Linked DNA regions of Homo sapiens: region 2 is linked to region 1. Evidence: chromatin loops called from intact Hi-C (ENCODE). Cell type or tissue: endothelial cell of umbilical vein. All regions are shown on one strand. Links, peaks and the distances in the headings refer to the core of each region. The heading gives the core; the rest is flanking DNA.

Region 1 (7,080 bases), core at 965-5,964:
TATATTTTAACTTTAAAAATAACTTAGTTACAGTAATACTTTGCCTGTGTCTTACCAACATGTAGCTGACAGTCAAAATTTTGCAATATAGATATAATATATAGGGATATATAAGAACTACAAGAAAATCCCCAAAACCCATAAAGTTCAAATGTGAAAACAGAAAAGTTTTAACACTGGAGAATTCGCTATGGTGAGCCTAAGCAATATATAGAAAAGAGTCTACAAAAAGGCTTAGGTGTTAAATAAATTTTGACTTCCTCTTGCTCAGAAAATGTCGGAGTGCTATAAAGTTCCGTGAAGTTCCTTAATGTGACTCGCTCAGCCCTTCATAGCTAGTGCCAATCCTGGCCAAGCCAGATTTCTTGTGTGTCTGCAAACAATATGTGAGCCGAACATCACCAATGCCTCCTGAAAATGGGCTCTGACTCACTTCCTTTTTTTGCCAAGATAGGTTTTGCTTTGTTGTTTTTTTCTAAATTGTTTTTGCAAACAGGGCATAACAGGTAAAAAAATACTTTGTAAGAATATTATTTTAGAAAACCCAACACAAAACTGCAAATACAGCTCCGGAAGCCCTTCTCTTCAACTGTGGTTAGTTTGTTTTTGTACCTTTTACCCCAAAGGAAAAAAGTTGGCATCTTGTTACTTATTTTTATCCATTACATTCAGCACCTCATCCAAAAGTGAGGGCCCAAGATCAAGCTGCAGGGAGAGGAGGGAACCTGTAAGGTCAGAGAGGGACTCCTCTGACTTAGTCTTTCCCTTGATGAGCTCGCATGGGGTGGGATGGTCAAACATGTCCTCGGCTGGCCAGTCGGGGTACTGTTCGGACAGGCTGGAGGAGTGGCTGTCTCTGCCTTGGCTGGACTGAGATGCAGAACCGCTGGAGCCCCACGAGGTGTCTCCCTGGTGGACTGTCCCATTCTCCAACAGACTGCTTTTCTCCTGAGCTTTTTCCTCCATGACGGGCTCGCAGCTAAGCCTGGGCAGCTTTGCTGGCCCGAAGGACTCCTGTTTGGAATTAAATGTCACTGGTGACAATAAGGGCAACATGAGAGCTTGGGATCCTCCAATGGTCGGGAGGGAGATGGCATTTTTGAGCACCGGGGAGGGCGTTTCTGTGAACACAGAGTCCGAGGTGCTGTTGGCCCGGAAGAACTCATTATGCCCAGGGAACTGGCCCAGGTGTGCTTTCTCCTGGTTTCCAGGTAAAAGCTCGTAGTTCCCTTGAAGAAAGGAAATATCTCCAAAGACATCGTGCTGGCCCTCTTTGCCAATGTGGATGGTGTGGCGAAAGTCTCCAAGCGGGGGACTGATCATATCAGGAGACAGAATGTCCCTCAGTTTAAATTTCTTTCCTTTCTTGTTATTGGCTGCTTTCAGGTAAATTGGGGTCTTGGCTGGCATTTTGGAATTTGAGAATGTCTATTTTGCAAGCGGGAGAAAGGGCCACTTTCTTCACAGATGGTATATGTTTCTGAATCCTTTTTGATAGGAACTGTCACATCATTTTTCTCAAGTGGCTTCAGAAGTGGCTTCGAAATGAGATGGGGTCAAAGAGAACCTTCCTGAGGTTACGGCCAAGTGAGGCTTCCTAGAGAGCCAGTTACATCATCCAGTCTTGACCACAACCAGGACAAACCTGCAGAAGAAACCAAAGCAGGTTATAAGCTAAAGACCCTTTTGGGTGCCCTAGGGCCTCCCTTTTCACAAGAGCCTGTAAATAATGGCAGGGCCAGTTTCAACTAATGCTGAACTTATTGTTTCCCTCCAGTAAGTGGATAAAAATTTTCATCTTAGAGAAAACAGGAAAGAGAAAGACCTAAAAACCCCATATCTATGACACCAGTACTTTTTAGACATAGCCATGGGCACATCTTCTGGACATGTCTATGGTTTTAGTCATTTTCCTCTAAGAATTGCTGTAAGCATAGGATCAGTGATTTCAGCTCCTTAAATACAACTGGATTTGTTTTAAAATACATTTTCCTTTTGCTTTGATGTGCATACTAGCAACACTAATATTTCATTGTTGAGTTCCATATGTACATAAGTTAATGCAATAAAATGAACAGTCCTAAAGGAAAGGTGCTGGAATTATTTAATAAGTGACAATAACTATTATATGCTACTGTCCTAAAAATGTTAGTGGAATACATTCTTACAGATAAGAAAACGGAGATTCAGGATAAGCCCTTCCCCTAGAAAGTTACCTTTTCTCAATAACATATAGCCAGTAAATAAGAGAGCTAGAGTTGTAATCAGGTTGTGGCAAAGTATTGGGCTGTCGAGGATGTCAGGATTTGAAGTCATTCTGAGATGGGAGGAAATGAACAAAACTGCTTCACTTCAAAGAGAAAACATTGTGAATCTCTATTACAGGCTGGGCCTTCACTTGGGAACACTTCTGAAACATTACTGATAAGGCTATATCCTCCATGCAGTAGGCAGAATTCGAAGGGAGCCCCCATGATCTGCCTCCTGGTGTTAATGCCTTTGTGAGTAGAACCTGTGACTGGCTTCTAAACAAGGGAATGTGGCAAAGGCAATAGGTCCCTGATTAGGTTACATTATAGGAGATTTCATCTGAGCTGACAAGGGAGAAGACTCCCTGACTCCCTTTGCTGGCTGTGGAGAGGTGAGCAGTTACACTGTGCAAGGGCCTATGGAAATGAAATCTGCCAACAATGTTGGGGAGCTTGGAAGTAGATCTTTTCCCCAGTTGAGCCTCTGATGAGACCACCACCCTGACCCACACTGAATCATAACTCAGGGAGATGCTGGAACTCAGCCCTGCCCAGATTCCTGACCCACAGAACCTGTGAAATGGTAAATGTTGTAAGCCCTCAAGTTTGTGGTCGTTTGTTACCAGTGTAGAAAGCAACACATCCTCCCTGCACATACTATATGATAAGATTAGGAGGGATGAGCTACAAGGCATTGGGGTTGTAATGTGCTCTTTTGCCAATGAGATGCTCTTATCTCTTGAAAATAATCCTCCACCTCTGATGCTGACACAGAGAAGCTAAACCCTTTCCCACTGCAGGAACTTCCCAAATGGCTCTGCCATGACCTCTTCCCTCAGGCGCTCCTCCCACTGGCTGCAGAGCCTGCAAATAAATACTCCAAGGGCTGGGTGGGTTAGTTGGTGTTTTGAAGGGAGCCACATTTGCTTGTAGCAGCTGGAGGCTGTCTGCATCTGCCCCATATTTCTTTCCTTTCAGCAAGAGTTTTAAATTCATTTACCAGTGGCAGGTGACAAGAACTGTGCTCCACCACCCACTGGCTCAGTAACAGCTAACTCAATTTGGGAAGCAGCTAGCTCAGCGTGTCAGCATGCTGGCCAGCAACCCAGGCCGGAGAAGGCTGAGAACAATGCACTAGAGAGAGCCAGCCCCACTCGGGCTTTGGGTATGGGGAGGAGGCAGAGAAAGTACGAGGAGGTTTGCATTCATGCAGAGTGGGCTGACCATGGGGCTGCCAGCAATGACATGATCGTGGGTCCTGACACTCGTTCTCATAGTTTTAGCTCTAATTTGGGTCTTGTTGTGGTAACAAAAGTTGAAGCCCATGTTCTTCCTGTTAAAACATCAGAACTTCCTTCCTGTATGAGTGTACAATGCCTAGTCCTGGCCTCGGGCCCCCTGCTGTTCAGAGGTGGCCTCCCTGCCCTTTGGGCACAGTGTGGCTGACTGCCTGCAGGAGCAGCTGGGTGGCCTGAGGAACAGCTGCCCACAGGAGTGGTGTCCTCAGCACACACGGCCAGGAAGGCAGCTGCCATGGAAAGATACAGCGTGTCCACCACAACTCAAGGGCATGCCAGGGCTGCCTGGGGTCAGCTGATGGAGGCAGGGTTATGCAAGGCCAGGTCCCAGGGCAGGGGGTTCCAATTATTTAAAAAAAAAAAAAAAAATCGATCACTTAAGGCCTGGAGTTTGAGGTCAGCCTGGGCAACATAGCAAGACCCTGTCTCTATGAAAAAAAAATTAGCTGGGCATGGGGGCACCCGCCGGTAGTCCCAGCTACTCAGGAGGCTGAAGCAGGAGGACTGACTGAGTCCAGGAGTTTGAAACCAGCCTGGGCAACATAATGGGACCTCATCTCTACAAAAACTTTCTTAAAAAATTAGCTGAGAATGGTAGCACACACCTGCAGTCTTAGCTACTTGGGAGGCTGAGGTGGGAGGACTGGTTGAGCCCAGGAATTCAAGGCTGCGGAGAGCTATGATTGTACCACTGCACTACAGCCTAGCAAGGCCTTGTCTCAAAAAAAAAAAAAAAAAAAAAAAAAAAAAAAAAAAAATCCCATGAAAATGTAGCCAGAGAGCAGTTCCCTGCCACTCTGACTGGATCATTCACATACACCCTTGAATTAAACAAGGATTTGGGACAGTGAGGAGGAAGAGCAAAGGGGGAGAAAGTGTGTGCTGCTGAGGGTGCAGGGGAGGGAGGGCCCAGTCGGTAGGCTGGTGGGGGCTGGGCACCCACCAGGGAGCAAGATGCTCGTCAAGCCCCAGCCTTTGGTCAGTCCTTGCCCAGCCACAGGCACCAGCACCAGGGGCCTCCAACCAGAGGCTCACTCATCCTGCTTGAAGTGGGGCTTCATGTCGGTGGCATGGAGGCAAAGGTTGGAGGGAAGCAGCAAAGAAAAAGGCAAGAAAAGGGTTGGTGGGGAGGCTACCTAAGCTGTAGTGAGATTCTGGTGAGTAGGAGATACTGGAGAAGATACCTTCAGAGGCATTTTGCTTTCTTTCTACAAATATTTACATCATATTTACTGCATGATGGGGCATAGGCTTCTAGGACTATAGAAAAAAATAATTTGAATTGAATCTGAATTGCCAATCCTAACAGCTCCCAAATACCCTGAAAGTTAAGAATTTTGGGCAAAATGTCAGTTTTACAACTCTAGGTAAGTTGACGTTTGTGCTGCTGGGAAAGTATCTGGCAGCTCTGATCTAGTCCTTCTATTGCATCTGTTCTCTTCCTCCCCAGCTCAGGGGCAACCATGATTGATCCCAGGAGAGTCAATCCAACGCTGATAATCCAATGCCCATAATTTCTCGAACTGACCACTTCCTTCTCTCTCCTTTCTGAACATTCTGGGCTAAGTCCATGCAGCTTGATCAGTTTCCCCTTCTGCTTCCTGGGCTCACTGCTCTTTCAAAATCTTTGCCAATTACTTACTTAGGCAGAAACCTAATGGGATAGTTTCTTCCCTAGCAAGAAGTGGCTGCTCCTGGAGAGGGTATGAGCATCTCCTGGGTACCAGCAGCACTTGATACAAGTCGGTATTTGTTGAGGGCTTCTCTATGTACCGAGCATTGTTCCAACCCTTGACATGGACTAGCTGAGGAAGCCATGAGGCTGTTACTGTGACTATCCTCATTTTACAAATGGATCACTACTGACGAACTGATATCCAGCCACTCTGCCAAGGCTGCATGGCTACCAAGCACGAAGCCACATGGCTGGGCTCTGAGCTTTGAGGTCTTGACATGATATTTAATGAGCACCCTCCCTGGGAATTCTGTCTGCTCCCTAATTATGAAAGGGGTGCATTCCAAAGCCTGTTTAAAACACAAATGTGTGGCAATGTGCTGGGCTGATGAGGATGGGAAACAGGCCCTGCATACACTGACAGTTGAAGTATGAACAGGTCCAAACTCAGTAGAGGCAGTGGGGCAATATCTATCAAAACTGCAAATCATATGCCCTCTGACCTCAGATTGCACTTATAGGGATTTACCCAACTCACAGAGAAATAACAAGGCTGTTCAAACCAGCACAGTTTATAACAGTCAAGAGTTGGAAACAACCTAATTGTCCACCTATGGAGGACTGGTTCAGTTAAGCGTATCCTTCCAAATAAATACTACTCAGATCTAACAAAGGATGAAGAAGTGCTTAATATGCTCATCCGAGAAGAGCCCAAAGATGTACATCATCAAAGGAAAAAAAAAGAGGTGCAAATGCGTGTATTTATATTTGTACTGGCTTATCTATAGAGTATTTCTGGAAACACACAAGTAATAATAGTGACTGTCCACAGAGAGGGGAAGTAGATGGAAGGGGAACAGGGTGGCAAAGAAATTTCACTATCCTTTTATGATTTTGGATTTTCAAATCATGTTAATGAACTGGCTATTTTTTTTTAAATCACAAATATATAAATGTGTATGCAGGGCTCAGATTAGGCTTTCCTGGAGAGCCAATTTTATACATGGCTGTTAGGTCCTGAAAAGCCTACTATGAGTTACTGATCATAACACAAACATCAGGAAAATGTGTCTAAAAGCAGCATCTGCAATGGCAGTGTGTGGGTATATGAAGACTTCACAAAAGGCCTGAGCCACGTCTCCCCTGACCCTGGCTATGGGACAGATCACTTTTTGCTTCTGTGATCAGGCCTTCACCAAAGAGGCAGCATGGATCTGTACTTTGTAAAAGGGAAGAGATCTCAGAAGAGAAACATTTGTAGTCGGAAAGGAAAGTGAGAAAATTCAACAGGTGGGAGAGGATGCAGGAGGAGCTGCTGGCCAGGGCATGAGCGAGGAGGGAAGTGCAGGCAGGTGGAATCGCCTGGGCCCGTGAGGACAGCAACTTGTGCAAGGGTGACTAGTGACACACACAGATAACCTTTGATGATGGAATGGGCCTATATGCCATGACTTGAAATCCCATCCCTCCTCATCATTTTAAGAAGACACCTGGGGCCGGGCATGGTGGCTCAAGCCTGTAATCCCAGCACTTTGGGAGGCCGAGGCGGGCAGATCACAAGATCAGGAGATAAAGACCATCCTGGCTAACACGGTGAAACCCCGTCTCTACTAAAAATACAAAAAATTAGCCGGGCCTGGTGGCAGGCGCCTGTAGTCCCAGCTACTTGGGAGGCTGAGGCAGGAGAATGGCATGAACCCGGGAGGCGGAGCTTGCAGTGAGCCAAGATCGTGCCACTGCACTCCAGCCTGGGTGACAGAGCAAGACTCCCTCTCAAAAAAAAAAAAAAAAAAAAAAAAAAAGAAAATAGAAGACACCTGGGTTCCAGGAGACTGCTGGTGAATGACCAACACATCAG
Region 2 (7,080 bases), core at 632-5,631, 190 kb before region 1:
TAGCCGGGTATGGTGGCGCACCTGTAGTCCCAAGTACTCAGGAGGTTGAAGTGAGAGAGAGTTGATTGTGCCCAGGAGTTTGAGGCTGCAGGGAGCCATGAACACACCACTGCACTCCAACCTGGGCAATACAGCAAGACCCTGTCTCCAAAAAGAAAAAAAAAAAAGATCAAAGTTGCATATTTAGGACGATTACCATGGCAAAAGAGTGTATGTTGACTTTGAAGAACCAGACGAGGTTGCAAGTGGTGGAAACTGATCTTAACTGCTTTCCATAATGAATAAGTAAATTTTAACAGAAATTAACACATCTTTTGAAAGGCAGCTGTCAATATACTTCCAATTGAATGTTTTGGGGACATCCAGCTTTCATATGGGTATAAATCATGAACCCACCCCAGATCCCACATGGAAATTCTGAAGCTATTCCTCAGGCTTAGCTGTGAGCCTGGGTGGAGTCATCAGTAGTCAATTTTAAAATGTTGCTGATAACAGGAAAGGCTAAGGGGGAGGAGCTATGAGAAGTGAAGGCAGGAAGTACAGGGAGCCAAGAAAGACAACTTGGTTTGTGTGGCAAACGGTAGCAGGGTATAGAATGAATGATTATACGGCAAAACAAGAGGAGAAACTTCAAATTATTCTGTTATAATGTGTCCTCACAAACCTTGGATTCTGTTTTTTTTTTTTTTTTTGTGATGGAGTCTCACTGTTGTTACCCAGTCTGGAGTGCAATGGTGCAATCCCAGTTCACTGCAACCTCCACCTCCTGGGTTCAAGCGATTCTTCTGCCTCATCCTCCCGTGTAGCTGGGACTACAGATGCGCACCACCACGCCCTGCTAATTTTTGTATCTTTTTTTTTTTTTTTTTTTTAGTAAAGACGGGGTTTTGCCATGTTGGCCAGGCTGGTCTCGAACTCCTAACCTCAGGTGATCCGCCCACCTTGGCCTCCCAAAGGGCTGTGATTACAGGCTTGAGCCACCGCACCCGGCCTAAATTCTTTTTTTAAAAAATTTTAAATTATGTCAAAATTTGACTAAATCTGTATTGACCGAAAATCTAGCTTTTTGGAACAAATGCTTAATATTAGATTATTTACTTGTCAGTGTTCTAAAAGGCTTCAAATAAGTGCATAATCTTTGACGTGATGCATGAATTAATCTTACTGAAACTATCAGATGAGTTTTCAAAGAAGTGTACATGAAGATGCTTATTATTTATAATGGTGAAAAAATGGACACAACAGGAAAATAATTAAATACATTATGATATATTTAAGCAATGGCATGCAATGCAGCCTTTAAGATGATATGACTATATGTTGACTTGGAAAGACATCCATGGCATGCTAAGGTTTTTTTTTATTATTATACTTTAAGTTTTAGGGTACATGTGCACAATGTGTTGGTTAGTTACATATGTATACATGTGCCATGCTGGTGTGCTGCACCCATTAATTCGTCATTTAGCATTAGGTATATCTCCCAGTGCTATCCCTCCCCCTTCCCCGCACCCCACAACAGTCCCCAGAGTGTGATGTTCCCCTTCCTGTGGCCATGTGTTCTCATTCATGGCATGCTAAGTTTTAAAGAAAGGAGGTATCCAAACTTTGGATATAATATGTTCCCATTTTTGTACTTTAAATATGTAAATATTCTTATATATAAACATCTGGAAGGCTACATAGCAAATGCTAACAGTGGTTTGATCTAAGCTATTTGACACAGGCTTCTCTATTTTCTTCTTTAAATTTCCCCTTATTTTCCGAAAAAAAAGTTTTTGCCATGAGAAAATAGAAATTCATTTTACAAGTTTACTTCTGTTAAAAGAAATAAAATGGTTAATTCTCGTGGAACATCTTTGGAATAAAAAGAGTGTTTACTCTTTAATAAACATATCTACATATTTATAAATATACAAATATTTATAAATTATATTAGTGTATATGTAGTATATGTGCGTTTGGGTTCCAGTGGCTAAATATACATGTCTATTTATATAAAGGCTATATATGCATAGTCTAGGAAATCTAGAAAATATGCTTTTTTGATGTGGTCAAATTTTCTTTTGTAAAAAGATTAAGTGACTCTGCATAATGGTGTGTTTTTTCCCTTAGAAATTCTAGTCCTTTCCAGGTGGGAAAAATCACTGCCTCGGCTCTGGATCTTTCAACCAAGGCTTGGAGAGTGGTTGCATAGCAACTACTGTTGGCGTAAATGACCAGTCTTGGTTCTCTGGGGGATGATATTGACTTGCACAATAAAATGATGCATTCAGATACTTTGCCAGCTATAATAGGATAAAAGAGCTAGGACCTTTTAGGAGCCATTTGAAAAAAGACTTGGTAAAATGGAGAGCTTCAGTTTGTTCCGTTGGAAATGATGAATCAAATACAGGACAGCTTTGAACAATGAAATTCAACAATGCAAATTCCTCAGGAAAGGAATCATTTCCCTTCTTTTCATCAACATTCATTAAGTTCCTACCAGGTACCAAGCTCTGTACTAGTTGCTAGGGATATAGTAATGATAACAAGCAGTCTCTACCATTTGGGAGCTTACAGGACAGTAGGAAAAACACAAAAGCTAATAACTCTAATACCTGATGCTAAGTGATCAAAGTATATGGGAGGATGTTATGGGACACAGAGAAAGCATATCCAGTGCTACCTTGGGATTGTTCAATAAGCCTTTCTTGAGCAGTGACTGTGTGTTTTGACATGGGGCTACAAAGATGAAAGAGACTTGGCGCCTGGCCATAAGGATTTAAAACCTGACAGAAGAGACATATAAACAATTCAATCTAATACAATGTGGTAAATGCTCAGCTAGCAGAGGGATTAAAGTATGAGAGCACAGAGGTAGAGATTAATGAATGATTTAATGCCTACTTAATACTCTATTGTTTGCAAAACCCTTAAACATACGTGATCTCATTTGATGTTTATGAACAGGTAGGATTTATCTTTCTCTTATTGATGAAGAAACTCAGGCTCAAAGATGTTGTGATTTGTCTAAGGTTGGTGTCATAGTCTGCTTGAACTGTTGTGATAAAATAAGACAGACTGGGTTACTTAAACAATAAAAATGTATTTTTTTACAGTTCTGGAGGCCAAAAGTCCCAGATCAAGGTCATATGGAGCTGGTTCCAGGTAAGGGTTCTCTTCCTGGCTTGCAGATGGCTACCTTCTGTTTGTGTCCTCACATGGTGGAGAAGGAGAGACAGTGAGCAAGCTCTCTAGTATCTCTTCTTATAGGGACATTAATCCTATGTGACCAGAGCCCCATCTTTTTGATCTTATTTAACTTTACTTCCAGGGAGGCCCCATGTCCAAATAGAGCCGTGCTGAGAGGTTAGGGCTTCAAAATAGGAATTTTTGGCGAACACAGACACTCAACGCATAAGAGTTGGGCTATGTACTTGGGGCTTCAGCCAATAAATCGGGTGTGTCTGTGTGTGTGTGTGTGTGTGTGTGTGTGTGTGTGTGTGCTTGTGTATTTCCTTCACCATATTAGATCTATGAGGCATTTTCTCCCAATGTGATGAATCTGTGACTCCCTCTTAACATTGAAGACATAAACAGGTCTGACATTTTGGGTCTCTGGCTACTCTTCCTTTCCCAGCTTATCTTTAGGACTTGCTGACATGCAGTCCTTTCTACAGTGCTCTCCTTGGGCTTATGCACAGTCCATCTGTACCCATTTAGGTCTTGTCACTTGGAATCTTCAGTTGTAAGGAGATCATGACCTGGAAGCTAGTTCTGTTTAAAAAGAATTGGGTGCCTGGGGCAGGTCCCCATTGCCCTATCCAGGATGAGACTGCAGCCTGCTCCAGGACCATTTAGAGAAGTAGGAAGGAGGTGGTAGAGGTAGCCAAGGCAGCAGCCAGGACTTACAGGGCTGGGAAGGGCATTTTGCCCAACAGCAGCAGCTGCCGTTACATGTTGGGCTTCCTGTCTTCTTACCCTCCCAATCAAGGAGCACAGCAAATGCTTCTTCCTGCCTGTGTGGGGCTGATGTGCCCACTTCCTGGCTTCCTCCAGCCTTGTGATCTTCAATCTTTGCTGCACATTCAAATTACTAGGGGGACATTTAAATACTATTAATGCTCACCTTATCCCCAGAGATTCTGATTTAACTGGAGTGGGACTTAGGGTCTCTAGTTTTTGAAAGCTCCTCAAGCGATCTCAACATGTTGCCAAGGATGAAAATTGGACACATTCCGTCTGCCCCGTTTTCAAGGGGGTGGGGCATATGCTGTGATTCCCAGGCTTCTACAGCCTCATCCAATTTGATTCTCTCAAGACCTGTGGGATAGAAGGTATCATGACCTTAGAGATGAAAGCCTGAGACTGCATTTGGCCTGTGAGCTGGGAGGGGTCTGTTAGTAGGCAGAAGGTTTAGGTAGAAACAAAGGCCAGACTTGCTATAAGGAAATCAGGAAGGAATGATATTGTTTTCTTGCTTTTTAAGGCAGACAGGATTTCATTCATTTGTTCATTGAACAATATTTATTGAACAGCTCCTCCATGCCAAGTGCTGCACCAGGGGATGGGTTAAGACGTAGCCCTTGACACGTGGCACCCTCTGGGGCTCAGCCTTGGGTAGCGATTCTTTGGAGAAGTGTGCATTGTCAGAGCATTGTGGAACTGGAAAAGACACTGCCAGGGACAGTTTTCTTCGCCTACATGACTCATATACTGAAAGAATGAAACTAATTTCTTCTTCCATTTAAAATTAAGCCTAGTCAGAATTTGTAATCTTGCTGGGATGTAAGTTTACAAGCCATAGCAAGGGATAATCATGGCAAATTTGAACTATGGCTTGATGACCAGGAAGAGAGAACATATCGCGCTAGACCCACGAATTCCACTGACGGCTCTGACACCCACGAAGTCCATCCATCTCTGTGCAGGGACATTCCACTAAACAAAGCCAATTGATATCTCACATTCTGAAGATTTTTCAAATATTATTACTAAGGCATTTTCCCTTGTTTTGTTTTAATTCAAGTGGGTTTTTATTTGAGACTTAGAGGTCATAAGTTTTATATCCTCAGGCTCGATTTAAAACCTGGCCACAACAGATAGTAAACAGCGGTCTCATTTTCTTGTAACAATAGTTCATGACATTGTGGTAAGAAACTACACTTGGCAGCTGAACATAACAAAAAACGCATGGTCTTTGGAGTTGAACTGGCCCAAATACGAATCCTGTTCTGTCATTTACTTTGTTGGGATCCAGGGCAAGTTACTTAAGCATTTTAAGCCTCTGTTTCTTCATTTTCAAAATGGGTATAGCAATGTGAAAGAGTATATATATGCCTTAAACAGTGGCTAGTATGTAATTGGTTTTTGAAAAATATTCCTTTCTCCATGTGTAATGACATGACACGTGGCACATCTCAGGACCCTGGTTTAAGGAGATGTGAAGCACATAGAAGGTCTTAGTTGAAATTTTGCATTGGAAAAGGAGATCTTATAATCTCCACCATGAATTATAAATATCTAAGGAAGAGAAACAGTGTGTTTCTTATGCTTGCAAATTGCCTTTAATCTTGTATGCTTGTGAATAGTTGAATGACAGGCAGACACAACGGCTTTACGTTCAAGTGACAAGACAAACAATAATACCTGTCAATAGAGACTTACCTCTGTGCCATACACTTTACATATCTTATTATTATTTTTTAAAGACAGAGTCTTGCTCTGTTGCCCAGGCTGGAGTGCAGTGACATGTTCACAGCTCACTGCAGTCCTGACCTCCTGGTCTCAAGCAATCCTCCCACCTCAGCCTCCTGAGTAGCTGGAACCACAGGCAAGCGCCACCACGCCCAGCTGATTTATTTTTATTTTTGTAGAGATGAGGTCTCACTATGTTGCCCAGGCTGGTCTCAAATTCCTGGGCTCAAGTGATCTTCCTGCCTCAGCCTCCCAAAGTGCTATTTTATCCTCATAATAACTTTTAAGAGAGGTGTTATCTCTATTTGCAAATAAGGAAACTAAACAGTAGTCAGGTTAATTGTCTTTCCCAAAGTTACACAACCAGTGGTAGAGGTGGGATTTTAAGCCAAAAATTGTCAGTAAATCATTGTAGATGGTGGCTATCATATTAAGAAGGCTATTTCTTGACTAAGCTCGGTCATGAGATTAGCATTCCAGTACCAACATGCTGGACACTTGCTGAATAGATGAACACATAGAATCAGTGCCTGCAAGCAGGGTGTGCCTAGTTATCCAGCAGGATGATTTCCTGGATGAGGGTTCGAGCCAAGTGAATGGGGTAATGGCCCCTAACAAACCCAGGGCCCTTGGGTCAGTGGCATCTACAATGCAATGATTACATGCTAATAATTTCAGTATTTGCATTATAGTTCAGGAAATAGAAGAACAAGTCTTTTCTTATTGCTTTGCCTTTGTTGGACATTTTGGTTGAGTACAATTTTTCCTTATCACCTTCTGAATACTTTCTGAAATACTTTCAACTGCAATTCGACTTTCAGTCTTTGCAAGTGTATCCATTGGGTGATATGTATGGTGTTATGACATTTATGTTCTAATGACACATAAGGGCTTCCAGATTTGTAGTAAGTCTAGAATTCATCTCCAGTGACTACACTGAGCAAAAACAGAATATGCACTTTGTAATGATAAAAATTCTTAGTAATGGTTCTGTAATTAGCCTAATGATTTCAACAACTGATCTTTAATATGCATGAGCTTAATTCCTGTTAAGAGCAGAAATCTCAGATTCCTCTCAAGGTCTCCCTTCATACTTATCTTCAGTAATTTAATAAATGTGTATGAGTCTATAGTTGCTCATGTTTTCTCCATTTATATGCATTTATCTGGGTCAGCATGTGGTTAGAGTGATGACATACAAAGGAAATTCAGGCCTCTTGTCTCAGAGCCAGAGGCCTGTATAAACATTCCTGTGTCTGAGATTTGGGGGTTGGAGAAGGTCTCTGGACCTGTCCCCTCAAAATGTCAGGAGCTTACTGCATCTCCCAAAAGGATAGTGCCTAGAAAATGTAGACTTTGTTGATAAAAAATACATAGTGATCATTACATTGACATTTGAAG

What was found. Peaks named below come from ENCODE experiments on the same cell type or tissue, not always from the same donor. Only the 100,000 strongest peaks of a DNase experiment are listed, where the experiment ranks them.
Region 2: a loop joins it to region 1, with 5 times the contacts of the local background. A loop is called at or near these places in 2 of 110 quality-filtered maps.

The regions. Positions count from the first base shown.
Region 1 is chr2:37,645,178-37,652,257 of GRCh38, forward strand. It overlaps CDC42EP3 (CDC42 effector protein 3), which reads right to left. Exons shown (of 2, transcript NM_006449.5): 2 at 1-1,645. The coding sequence starts at 1,410. The coding sequence ends at 646. Among named protein-coding and RNA genes, the nearest start is that of CDC42EP3, 23 kb to the right of the region's middle. In endothelial cell of umbilical vein, for the core only: a CTCF peak has its summit at 3,656 (motif pointing left); a DNase peak (open chromatin) is centred at 3,534; H3K27ac peaks cover 3,390 bases.
Region 2 is chr2:37,452,724-37,459,803 of GRCh38, forward strand. No RefSeq gene overlaps it. Among named protein-coding and RNA genes, the nearest start is that of LINC03063, 110 kb to the right of the region's middle. In endothelial cell of umbilical vein, for the core only: no CTCF peak of the experiment used is centred there; DNase peaks (open chromatin) are centred at 2,538 and 5,078; H3K27ac peaks cover 3,479 bases.